Linked DNA regions of Homo sapiens: region 2 is linked to region 1. A link is a contact called in ENCODE Hi-C or POLR2A ChIA-PET data. All regions are on one chromosome and are shown on one strand. The core of a region is the stretch at or near the end of the contact, and the rest is flanking DNA. Distances in the headings are between cores, read along the strand shown. Region 1 holds the start of EFTUD2 (elongation factor Tu GTP binding domain containing 2). Region 2 overlaps NMT1 (N-myristoyltransferase 1).

Region 1 (6,184 bases), core at 2,152-4,651:
CTGTGTTCTTCTCAATGCATTTCGTATCAGGTGATACATGATTTCAATTTGCCCCATTAGTGGTAACGTTAACTTTGATCACTTCATTAAGGTGATGTTTGCCAGGCCTCTCCATTGTAAAGTTACTCATTTTCCCTTTGTAATTAAGTAGTGTTTTGTGGGTTTTCTCCACTTCAATTACTGAAATTCTATTCAAAGAAACAGTTCAAATGCCACCACCTCCTTCAAGCTTTCCTAGCTCCTCAATTTCTCATTCCTCTATCCTACTAGAGCTTTTTGCACCTTTATCAGTATTTAATTTTGTCTTAAATAGTAGTTAACTGGCTGGGCACAGTGGCTCATGCCTGTAATCCCAGCACTTTGGCAGGCCAAGATGGGCGGATCATGAGGTCAGGAGATAGAGACCATCCTGGCTAACACAGTGAAACCCCGTCTCTACTAAAAATACAAAAAATTAGCCAGGTGTGGTGGCACACACCTGTAGTCCCAGCTACTCAGCAGGCTGAGGCAGGAGAATCACTTGAATCCAGGAGGCAGAGGTTGCAGTGAGCTGAGATCGCACCACTGCACTTCAGCCTGGCTGACAGAGTGAGACTCCGTCTCGAAAAAAATAAACAAAATAAATAAACAAATAGTAGTTACTAATTACCATCACCAACTATAGTTTATAAGCAATAAATAACAGACTAGAGCATCAGGGCTCTGGAGTTGGAAGACTTAGATTCAAATCCCAACTTTGTCACCAACAACTATGTAACTTGAGGTAAGTTACTTCATCTCTTCCAACCTGATTCCTATTCTTCAACTGGAAAATGGAATGAATAATCCTCACTGAATAAATGGTTATGAGGATTAAATAAAACACCCTGTGTAAAGAATTTACCAGAGTCCAGCTGGGTGCAGTGGCTCACGCCTGTAATCCCAGCACTTTGGGAGGCTGAGGTGGGTGGATCACGAGGTCAGGAGATCGAGACCATCCTGGCTAACACGGTGAAACCCTGTCTCTACTAAAAATACAAAAAATTAGCCAAGTGTGGTGGTGGGCGCCCGTAGTCCCAGCTACTGGGGAGGCTGAGGCAGGAGAATGGTGTGAACCCAGGAGGCGGAGCTTGCAGTGAGCGGAGACAGCGCCACTGCACTCCAGCCTGGGTGACAGAGAGAGACTCCGTCTCAAAAAAAAAAAAAAAAAAAAAGAATTTACCAGAGTCCTAGGCTCAATAAACGTTAGCTAGCATTATTTTTTGCCATCCTTGATCATGAGAACCCTGTGTTCCATGCACCTGCTTCTTCTCTTCACTTCTTTTATGATACTAAATTTAATTTTAAAATAATACCAAAAAGTGGCAAGAACAGTACAAATAACTTTCTTTTCCCCAAATATTTGACAGTATGCTGCTGACACAATGCCTCTTCACCTCCTAATACTTTAGAGCAAGAGTTGACAAACTCTGACCTGTGGCCAAATCTGGCCCCTCCAACTGTTTTTGCATGGTCCTCCAGCTAAGAATGCATTTTACATTTTTATTTTTTTATTTTTTTGAGACGGAGTCCCGCTCTGTTGCCTAGGCTGGAGTGCAGTGGCACGATCTCGACTCACTGCAACCTCCGCCTCACAGGTTCAAGCGATTCTCCTGCCTCAACCTCCCAAGTAGCTGGGATTACAGGCACCCGCCATCACACTTGGCTAATTTTTGTATTTTTAGTAGAGACGGGGTTTCAACCATGTTGGCCAGGCAGTCTCGAACTCTTGACCTCAGGTGATTAGCCCACCTCGGCCTCCCAAAGTGCTGAGATTACAGGTGTGAGCCACCGCACCCGGCCACATTTTACATTTTTAAATAATTGAGAAAAAAGTACCAATGCTAACACAGCCAATAGCCAAGACAGCACCTTGCATAAGTAGGAACTGGATAAATGTTAACTGAATGGGATGTTTAATTTTAAGATGCTGATATTTCTTGGATTAGACTGATACCTCCAACTCCCTCAATGCCACCTGCTGGGTGCTGAATGTAGAGAGAGAATTGGAGCTCCAAGGACCAATAATTAAATGTAAATTATTATGGAAACTTTCACATGCATATTCTTTTTACTTCTAAAAAGCTACTATCGCATTTATGCTTATCTCATTCTCCCAAGACCCCAGTCAAGGGATTGAAGAAATTATTTATTTATTTTATATATATTTTTTGAGACAGAGTTTTGCTCTTGTTGCCCAGGCTGGAGTACAACGGCACGATCTCAGTTCACTGCAACCTCCGCCTCCTGGTTTCAAGCGATTCTCCTGCCTCAGCCTCCCGAGTAGTTGGGACTACAGGAGTGCACCACTACGCCTGGCTAATTTTTTTGTATTCTTAGTAGAGATGGGTTTTCACCATGTTGGCCAGGCTGGTCTCGAACTCCTGACCTCAGGTGATCCGCCCGCGTCTTTCTCCCAAAGTGCTGGGATTACAGGCGTGAGCCACCGCGCCCGGCCGATTGAAGAAACTGTTATAGAAAGCTGTTCATGGAACAAGCCAAGCTCATTTCTGCCTCAGGGCCACTGCACTTGCCTTTCTCTTTGTCCAAAACGCTCTCCCCTTTGATATTTTTCACCTTGTTCCTTTATTTCAATCAAGTCTCCACTAAAATGTCATCTTCTCTGTCACTCTAAAAAGTCCCCCATACATACTCTCCAACTTCCCACTTTCACTGTTTTATTGCTATTCACAAATGTTATACATTTATCACTAGCTGACTTGTATCTAGTTGTTTACTGTTCATTTCCCCAACTACAATTGAAGCAAAGACTTTGTTCACTTAGTACTGTGCCTAGCATAGACTAAGCCCTCAATAAGTATTTACTGAACTAATGAATGACTCTAACAAGGTACACAGAATATAGCTGATTTGCCCACAGTTACACAAAACTAGCGACTCATGGTAACAAACCTCACTGCCGCTTCCCGCTACAATGCAGGAGCTCAGAGGACTTCGGAGGGAACTTGGCAAAGAACGGCTGAAAGCGGCACGGATAGAAGAGGAAGTGAGCGAGGGGACTGGACAGTTAGAGCACCACTCCTACCTAGCGATACGATTTTACGGACTGAGGCTATAGAGGCAGCCCCGAAATCGAGGTGTGTGCGTGTGTGCGCGCTTCGGAAGCCTTGGGAAGGCACGAGGACGACAGGGTCTTCCATTCTTTTTCCCGCTCCAGGCCTCAATTTACCGATCCGTAAAGCGAAAGGGGCCAATAGCATATAAGGCCCCTTCCAGATCTGACGCTTTTTAATTTCCTATCCCACCTGGAGCAACCCTTCCGTGCCGCTGACCCGCTTCAACTTACCTCTCGCCTGCTCAGCTAAGAGTTCCCAGGCCGCTGCCGGAGATCGTGCTTCCGCCCCACGCCGAGGAAACGCCTGCGCCCGCCGCCAGGAAGGACCCCGCAGACGCCGCTGTCGCCTTTCTGCCCGGGAGGACAACCCTCTGCCTGAGGACCAGTTCCGAGGTATGCCCGCCGCGGACTGGCAAGGCGGAGTAGCGGGTCCCCAAGACGAGTAGCCCAAGACGTGGGCTGCTCCAAAGAGGGTGAGAGCTGAGGATGAACGAATCTGATCAGGCGCCTCGGGACCACCCTGAAAATGGGGGGAGGGGCCTTCGGGCAGATCACGTGGTCAGGCTGTTAGCGCAGTTGCTAGGCAACCACAGCTGCGGGCGTGGTCTGCGCGGGGTTGCCCTCCTGTTCTGGTTTATCAGGGGATCCCCAAAGAAAGCAAGGGGACCAAGGCCGGGACTGCTGGGGTGAAGGTCCGGGAGGCTGAGTAAGGGGACGGAAGGGTTAGTTCTATGTATTAAATGCCTGGGGAGGGCTGAGAACTGGACACCTGATTTCGGTTACTGGCCACCCCAGCCCCTTCTTGGCGTTCAGATTCCCTACGTTGGGGTAGGGTGGCTATGGGATTGGTTGGGGACTTCCTGCTTCCTTGCGCTAGGGCTGTTGGTGATGACCCCGCCACAAAATCTAGCTCAACTCACTAGGAGTTTGCAGTTCAGAGAGGTCCCACAAGTAAATGCCAGAGCCACGACTAGAACCCACGTAGAGAATCTCTCTGCAGTGGCTCACGCCTGTAATCCCAGCACTTTGGGAGGCCGAGGCGCGCGGATTACTTGAGGTCAGGATCGAAAATTGCTTGAACCCCGGAGGCAGAGGTTGCAATGAGCCAAGATCGCGCCACTGCACTCCAGCCTGGGCAACAGAGCCAGAAAAAAAAAAAAAGAAAAGAATATCTCTGTAGAAATGATCAGTCAGCCTCAGATATGCAGAAACTACAGAAGTACAGTGATAGAACTAAAGGCATTGCCCAGGTACCTAGGGACCTCTGTTCCAGCCCTGGGCTGGACAGAGGGATTTGGGGATGGGGTCATTGAGCTCCTTCCTTTGCCCCTTCTACTTGATTTCCTGCTCAGTCATTGCATCTGGTTTGGGTGAAAGTCTCCTTCCTCATTAAAGACATTCAATGAAGAATGAAACTTTATCCCCGAGCTCAAGGGTAACTAACAAGAGTTCTGCCTTTGTGTGAGGTCCCCTGTCGAAACGACTTGCTGTAGAACAATCCTATGGGGGAAGAGTGAAGAAACTGAATTCTGAGATCCCAATGCCTCCTCGACTGAAGCACCAAAATTAAAAATATTTTTAGAGGCAAAGAGCAAAATTAAGACAGAACTCCAAATTGAAAGTCAGGACTCTGTATTCTATTTTCAGGGACAAGTCTTGTGTAAGTCCTCACTGTGAAATTCAACTTGTCTTTGTAAAATAGAAAACCAGATTTTTGTAACACCTCCCAATCTGAGTGACATGATGTCCAGAGTGCTTTGGGGTCATTTTGTGTTCTGGTGAATAATTCAGAGGTACCCTCTTTCCCCTGATATTGACTGTCCACTGACATGTATTCCCTTTGCCTTCCCAGGCACAGGCCATGGAAAGGAATGACATCATCAACTTCAAGGCTTTGGAGAAAGAGCTGCAGGCTGCACTCACTGCTGATGAGAAGTACAAACGGGAGAATGCTGCCAAGTTACGGGCAGTGGAACAGAGGGTGGCTTCCTATGAGGAGTTCAGGTTGGCTCACTGCCATTTTTCTCAGGCCCTCCTGTTATGGTGGATTATAGTAGTTAACTCTGAAATCAAACCATTCTGGGCTTCAGTCCTGGCCCCACCGTCTACTGTTTGATCTTATGCAATTTCCTTAACTTCTCTGAGTCTCAATTATTTATCTGTAGAACAGTAACTGTTATAATTAAATGAGTTCTTGCACATAAGACTGAGCAAGTGTCTGACACATGTGAGGTGCTTGAAAGCAGTCAGCTATCGCTGTTGTTATTATTATGGTCATATTGGTCCGTAACAGGTTTATCCTATACCATGCAAAGTCTAGCTGCCTCACACCCACAGACACAGCATTAAGTCCATTGCCTAATTTCTGTCCTTTGCCTACAGGGGTATTGTCCTTGCATCACATCTGAAGCCACTGGAGCGGAAGGATAAGATGGGAGGAAAGAGAACTGTGCCCTGGAACTGTCACACTATTCAGGGAAGGACCTTCCAGGATGTGGCCACTGAAATCTCCCCGGTAGGTGAGGCCCTGCCCCTTTAGTCCAGCAGGATTCTCTGCCCTAAAGCTTCAATCCTGTTTTTTCATTTTGTTTTGTTTTGTTTTGTTTTTTTAACCACACATACCTCTTCTTTATTTGTCATGTTAAACCAACAGAGATAGGTTTCTGCCTCCAATCCCAGAAAGAAAAACAAACAGCAGATGGCAAAGCTGAGTTGAAGTGGGCAGAATGAGTCAGAAAGTTGGGCTAGGAAGGTCGGCTTCCCTTAGTCCTTTGACTTTCATTCTCAGATCAGAATTGGGATGCTCTGCCTCTGGGTTGTATGGTGTCTAGTGTAATGATCCTGTGGCAGTGTTGAGAGAGAGACCCCAACATTCAGATCCTTGAGTTCCTTTCTCTCTTCCTGAGATTTCCAATCAACCCATCCACCCGACTTACAGTAAACCCTGACTTACTCTTGAAGACCAGAGCTATGTCTCCATTCATGAGTAGGAAAATTCCAGTATAAATGAGAATCTCAAATCATGGCGTGGATTCCTTGGGGCCCTCCCTGTTTCATCCCCAGTTTCCTCATCTGAAAATGAGGCCGCCA
Region 2 (6,184 bases), core at 1,981-4,480, 180 kb after region 1:
ACTTCTTGAGTTGATCAACTTTAGAATATAAGTCTCACAATTTTTGTATGAACTGCCATCTGCCTTCTGGGGGAGGAGGCACTTCTGTTGCTGCACCAAGGCAAACTTTACTGAATTCTCTACTCTTTATTTTGGAACCAAGTGAAACAAGTTGGACTTTGGTTTGCTGTATTCTAAGATTCTGGTTCTGGCCAATCTCAGTTTGAAATAAGGTGACTGGCAGCTTAGATCTGTGAGAGATTTCTATTTCAGTGTGCCGAATCGCAGCATGCCCTAGGATTCCCACCCAGTGGGTGTGGACTTCAAATCCCTTTAAAAAGGATGCCAGCCAGGCACGGTGGCTCATTCCCATAATCCCAGCACTTTTGGAGGCCAAGGCAGGAGGATTGCTTGAGCCCAGGAGTTTGAGCCCAGCCTAAAATTAGCCAGGCATGGTGGTGCACACCTGTAGCCCCAATTACTCAGGATGCTGAAGCAGGAGGATTGTTTGAGCCAGGAGTTGGAGGCAGGAGCTGGAGGCTGCAGTGAGCCATGATCGTGCCACTGCACTCCAGCCTGGGTGACAGAGCAAGACCCTGTCTCAAAAATGAACAAACAGCCAGGTGCGGTGGCTCACGCCTGTAATCCTAGCATGTTGGGAGGCTGAGGTGAGTGGATCACTTGAGGTCAGGAGTCCAAGACCAGACTGGCCAACATGGTGAAACCCCGTCTCTACTAAAAATATAAAAATTAGCTGGGCCTGATGCTGGGCGCCTGTAATCCCAGCTACTCAGGAGGCCGAGGTGTGAGGATTTGCTTGAACCTGGGAGGTGGAGGTTGCAGTGAGCCGAGATCACACCACTGCACTAGAGGCTGGGCAACAGAGCGAGACTCTTGTCTTAAAAAAAAAAAAATGGCTGGGCGTGGTGGCTCACGCCTGTAATCCCAGCACTTTGGGAGGCCAAGGCTGGCAGATCATGAGGTCAGGAGTTCAAGACCAGCCTGGCCAACATGGTGAAACCCCGTCTCTACTAAAAGTATGAAAAATTAGCCAGGCATGGTGGTAGTCCCAGCTACTCAGGAGGCTGAGGCAGGAGAATCGCTGAACCCAGGAGGCGGAGGTTGCAGTGAGCTGAGAACACGGCACTGCACTCCAGGCTGGCAACAGAGCAAGACTCCGTCTCAAAACAAAACAAAAAAAGAGGCCAGGCACGGTGGCTTACGCCTGTAATCCTAGCACTTTGAGCGGCTGAGGCAGGCAGATCACCTGAAGTCAGGAGTTCAAGACCAGCCTGACCAACATGGCGAGACCTCATCTCTACTAAAAATACACAGATTAGCTGGGTATGGTGGTATGTGCCTGTATTCCCAGCTACCCAGGAGGCTGAGGCAGAAGAATCACTGGAACCTGTGATGAGGAGGCTGCAGTGAGCCAAGATTGTGCCATTGTACTCCAGCCTGGGTGACAGAGCGAGACTCCATCTCAAAAACAAAAAACATGAATCAAGAAACAAACAAAAAATGATGCCAGATTCCTGGAGAAGGATTAGCCTGGCTTCTGTGGGGTCCTCTAGTTTTGTTTTCCCTTAGTCCAAATTGAGGCCATTCTTCTGTGAAGTGGCGTTGGCTTGCTAGGATGCTTTTTGAAGTTCTACTCTCAAGGCCTCTGAGCTTGGTTCCCTATGAATAATTAAAATTATTATAATTACCATGAAAGCTAACTGGAGTGGGCTCCTTGGAAGTCTGGTTTTGCTGAATTGGTTGTCTTCTGTTTGGGGGTGTTGACTGTAAGACTATGTGTACTCATAATGTGTCCTCACGGATGGGGCTCAATACTTGGTAGCTCAGTGAAAATGACTCATTAAAGAAAAAAAAAAAAAAGTGGCCAGGCACGGTGGCTCATGCCTGTAATCCTAGTACTTTGGGAAGCTGAGGCAGGTGAATCACCTGAGGTCAGGAGTTTGAGACCAGACTGACCAACTTGGTGAGACCCTGTCTCTACTAAAAATACAAAAATTAGCTGGGTGTGATGGCACATGCTTATAATCCCAACTACTTGGGAAGCTGAGGCAGGAGAATCCCTTGAACCTAGGAGGCGGAGGCTGCAGTGAGCTGAGATCGTGCCATTGCACTCCAGCCTGGGCAACAAGAGTGAAACTCTGTCTCAAAAAAAAAAAAAGAAAAGAAAAAACAACTTCCCTGTGTTCTTCAGCCGTGTGCTTGATGTACAAGTTGAAACAGGATTTTTGCTCAGTAACTGGCTGCTTGTACAAATTCAAGCCAATATAAAGAAAATGAAATTTGCTCTCTGATTTTAGTTTCGGTCTTGGAGATTTCTAGATACTTGTATTGGCAATGCATAAAGCAGAACAAGAGTTCAGCCCAAGATCCTTCCACAAAAATTGGGTTCATGAGGTGATAGCTACATGGAAGTATCTCCGCTAAATAGGAAGAACAAAGGCAGGAAGGTAGTTTTTACAGTGATTTTGCATATTTGTAAAGACTTTTAAAGTTGGAAGAAGTAATTATTTTCCCCATGTGAAATTATGTTTAGTAAGTATCCAGTTGGTTAATCTACAGCAGTTCTTCACCTTACCTTTTTGATTCTTTCTTTTGTAGAATTATAAAAAGTTATTCTTATGGTAATTCATATTACCATAATTTGTTCCATAAGCTGTTATGGAACCAGCTAATTTGTGGTTATGGACCAGATAATTTGTTCCATAAGCTGTTATGAATAAGAATTTATATTATAAATTGTATCCAACAATGGGACACTGCTTTGTCTCCTAATATCAGCCAGGTCTTGTTTGTTTGTTTTTTGAGATGGAGTTTTGATCTTCTTACCCAGGCTGTAGTATAGTGGTGCAATCTTGGCTTACCACAATCTTCACCTCCCAGGTTCAAGTGATTCTCCTGCCTCAGCCTCCCGAGTAGCTGGGATTACAGGCATGTGCCACCACGCCCGGCTAATTTTGTATTTTTAGTAGAGACAGGGTTTCTCCTTATTGGTCAGGCTGGTCTCGAACTCCCGACCTCAGGTGATCCGCCTGCCTTGGCCTCCCAAAGTGCTGAGATTACAGGCGTGAGCCACCGCACCCAGCCTATGAGCCAGTTTTTAAATCTTATAATGCTTCACGTAATCCTGAGACTGAAGTGAAAATATCTGGAGTAGGAAAACCACAGAGTTGTCCTAGGCTGCAGATGGTCCTGTGTGCAATAACAAAATTGAGTTACTAAGAAGAAGAAGTTATCTTTAGGCCATAAATGACTTTATGGTTTCTGTTGTTTGCCATGGCCTTGGGGGTTTTGCTGAGCATCTGGTTTTAAGGAAGTTACCTTATTTCCCCTTTGAATGTTCTCAGTCTTCCTTCCATGTTAATGCCTTCTGGGTCTCATTAATATCATACCAAGTAGGTGTACTTGCATCTAGACTTCATGACCTTATGCTTGGACTAAAGGAACCTTCAGACTTAACTGGATCTCTCCCTGTCACAGTCTTTCTGCATCAGGGGCACTGAGAGGCCCGGCCAGATGGAAGCTGTGGGAGGCAAGAGTGGACAGCGTAAGTGGGAAATGAGGGTGATAGGCCTAGGGAAAAATTGGGCTTGATACCTTCCAAGTTAAGAAGCCGCTGTTACTCTAGGATTTCAAGCATGGGGGGGACACATGGAAAGCCATTTTCACAGAGGTGAGTCCCACAGCTATATAGAGTTCAGGTGATGCAGAAAGATTGTGAAGGCAAAGAGATCCAGAAAAGGCTGGAGGTAACTTAAGTCCAAGGGTAAGGTCATGAAGTCTGGATGTGAGCATTCCTCCCAGGAACAGGAAGAGATAGGAGAATCTGAAGACATTCTGTGAAGAGAATTGGCAGCATGTGATTTCAGATCACTTTCTCCCTGTATATATATATATACACAGTATCTGTCTGTGAGATGATAGTAATATTCATAATAACTCCGAGGCATTTTGAGACCCTGAAGTCTTTCTGAATTATAAATTGTATTTAACATAATGTTAATGGAAAATTGTATTTTATATTGTTTTAATTCTTGGGGGTTTTGGTGTTTTTTTGTTTGTTTGTTTGTTTGTTTTGAGACAGTGTCTGGCTGTATTGCCCAGGCTGGAGTATAGTTGTGCGATTTTAGCTCACTGCAGGCTCCTCCTCCCAGGCTTCAAGCCAACCTCTCAACTCAGCCTCCCCAGTAGTTGGGACTACAAGTGTGCACCACCACACCTGGCTAATTTTTGGATTTGTGTTAGAGACGGGGTTTCGCCATGTTGCCCAGGCTGGTCTCAAACTCCTGAGCTCAAGTGATCCGCCTGCCTTTTCCTCCCAAAGTGTTGGGATTACAGGCATGACCCACCATGCTGGACCTTTCAATTATTTGAAAATTGATTGTCTAAAATATACAGTTAAAATTACCTCTGTGTTTAGCTGATTCTACAGATTAGGATTCACTGTACTCAGGTTGGACTCCTAATTTTGACTTTTCTTTTTTTCTTTTCTTTTCTTTTTCTTTTTTTTTTTTTCCCCAAGATGGAGTCTTGCTCTGTCGCCCAGAGCTGGAGTGCAATGGCATGATATTGGCTCACTGCAACCACAGCCTCCCGGGTTCAAGCAGTTCTCCTGCCTCAGCCTCCCAAGTAGCTGGGATTACAGGCGCATGCCTCCACGCCTGGCTAATTTTGTATTTTTAGTAGAGACGGGGTTTCACCATGTGGGTCAGGCTGGTCTCGAACTCCTGACCTCATGATCTGTCTGCCGCGGCTTCCCAAAGTGCTGGGATTACAGGCATAAGCCACCGCGCCCAGCCAATTTTGACTTTTCAGTGTGGCTAAGAGGCTGAGCATGGTGGCTCACACCTGTAATCCCAGCACTTTGGGAGTTCAAGGCAGCAGGATCACTCAAACCTAGAATTTGAGACCAGCCTGGGTAACATAGGGAGACCCCTGTCTCTATTTTTTAATTTAATAAAACATTAATGAGGCTAAGAAACTTTTTGCTTCATTCATGGGGTGTGTCATGTAGGGGAAAGCAGCACAAGGAAGTCCCCTTGATCACGTGCACACATGCACACGTGCATACACACAGACATGTTTCTTTTATTTATTTATTTATTTTTATTTTTTGAGACGGAGTCTCGCTCTGTCGCCCAGGCTGGAGTGCAGTGGCGCAATCTCGGCTCACTGCAAGCTCCGCCTCCCAGGTTCACGCCATTCTCCTACCTCAGCCTCCCAAGTAGCTGGGACTATAGGCGCCTGCCACCACGCCTGGCTAATTTTTTGTATTTTTAGTAGAGACGGTGTTTTACCATTTAGCCAGAATGGTCTCAATCTCCTGACCTAGTGATCCGCCCGCCTCGGCCTCCCAAAATACTGGGATTACAGGCGTGAGCCACTGCGCCCGGCCACATGTTTCTTGTAATCTCTCCATGGCAGGAGTAACTGGGTGCTATTGTTGTTTTAGTTTCCCAAGATTCCTAATGCTGGGTTTTGCCAGTGGTGATCCCTCAGTCTGAGCTTGCCGACAGTTGTCCTCAATCCTGCAGATCTGGTTTAGGCATTTCTTTTTTTTTTCCCTTTTTTTTTTGAGACGGAGTTTCGCTCTTGTTTCCCAGGCTGGAGTGCCGTGGCGCGATCTTGGCTCACAACAACCTCTGCCTCCTGGGTTCAAGCGATTCTCCTGCCTTAGCCTCCCGAGTAGCTGGGATTACAGGCATGCGCCACCATGCCCGGCTTATTTTGTATTTTTAGTAGAGACAGGCTTTCTCCATGTTGGTCAGGCTGGTCTCGAACTCTGCACCTCAGGTGATCCGCCTGCCTTGGCCTCCCAAAGTGCTGAGATTACAGGTGTGAGCCACCACACCCAGCCTTTTCCTTTTTTTTTTTTTTTTTTTTTGAGACAGAGTCTCGCTTTGTCACCCAGGCTGAAATGCAGTGGCATGATCTCGGCTCACTGCAAGCTCTACCTCCCAGGTTCACACCATTCTCCTGCCTCAGCCTCCCGAGTAGCTGGGACTACAGGCGCCCGCCACCGTGCCCGGCTAATTTTTTTGTATTTTTAGTAGAGATGGGGTTTCAACATGTTAGCCAGGATGGTCTTGATCTCCTGACCTCATGATCTGCCCGCCTCGGCCTCCCAAAGTGCTGAGATTACAGGTGTGAGCCACCGCGCATTGCTGCCTTTTCCTTTTTTTGAGAC

Evidence for each region. Hi-C counts contacts between places; a loop is a spot of excess contacts on that map. ChIA-PET counts read pairs that join two places held with the same protein, here RNA polymerase II (POLR2A). Pooled maps may share reads with other maps.
Region 2: a loop to region 1 is called in a pooled map, with 2.6 times the contacts of the local background. The contact joins the enhancer-like site here to the promoter of EFTUD2 in region 1. A Hi-C loop is called at or near these places in 7 of 168 maps with a recorded cell type or tissue (B cell, CD4-positive, alpha-beta T cell, CD4-positive, alpha-beta memory T cell and 3 more), 18 of 37 single-sample maps with no recorded cell type and 18 of 50 pooled maps. POLR2A ChIA-PET finds 5 or more read pairs at or near these places in 23 of 52 experiments (A549, B cell, CD4-positive, alpha-beta T cell and 18 more).

The regions. Positions count from the first base shown.
Region 1 is chr17:44,896,044-44,902,227 of GRCh38, forward strand. EFTUD2 (elongation factor Tu GTP binding domain containing 2) reads right to left here and starts at 3,402. Exons shown (of 28, transcript NM_004247.4): 1 at 3,326-3,402. It overlaps DNAAF19 (dynein axonemal assembly factor 19), which reads left to right and starts at 3,686. Exons shown (of 4, transcript NM_213607.3): 1 at 3,686-3,816; 2 at 4,947-5,098; 3 at 5,477-5,609. The coding sequence starts at 4,956.
Region 2 is chr17:45,074,606-45,080,789 of GRCh38, forward strand. All of the region lies in intron 1 of NMT1 (N-myristoyltransferase 1), which reads left to right. Among named protein-coding and RNA genes, the nearest start is that of NMT1, 16 kb to the left of the region's middle. Within about 2 kb of position 3,231, at least 3 of the 41 ENCODE cell types and tissues checked have a DNase peak (open chromatin) inside an H3K27ac peak, as active enhancers do; they include B cell and GM12878, where a contact is called at or near this core.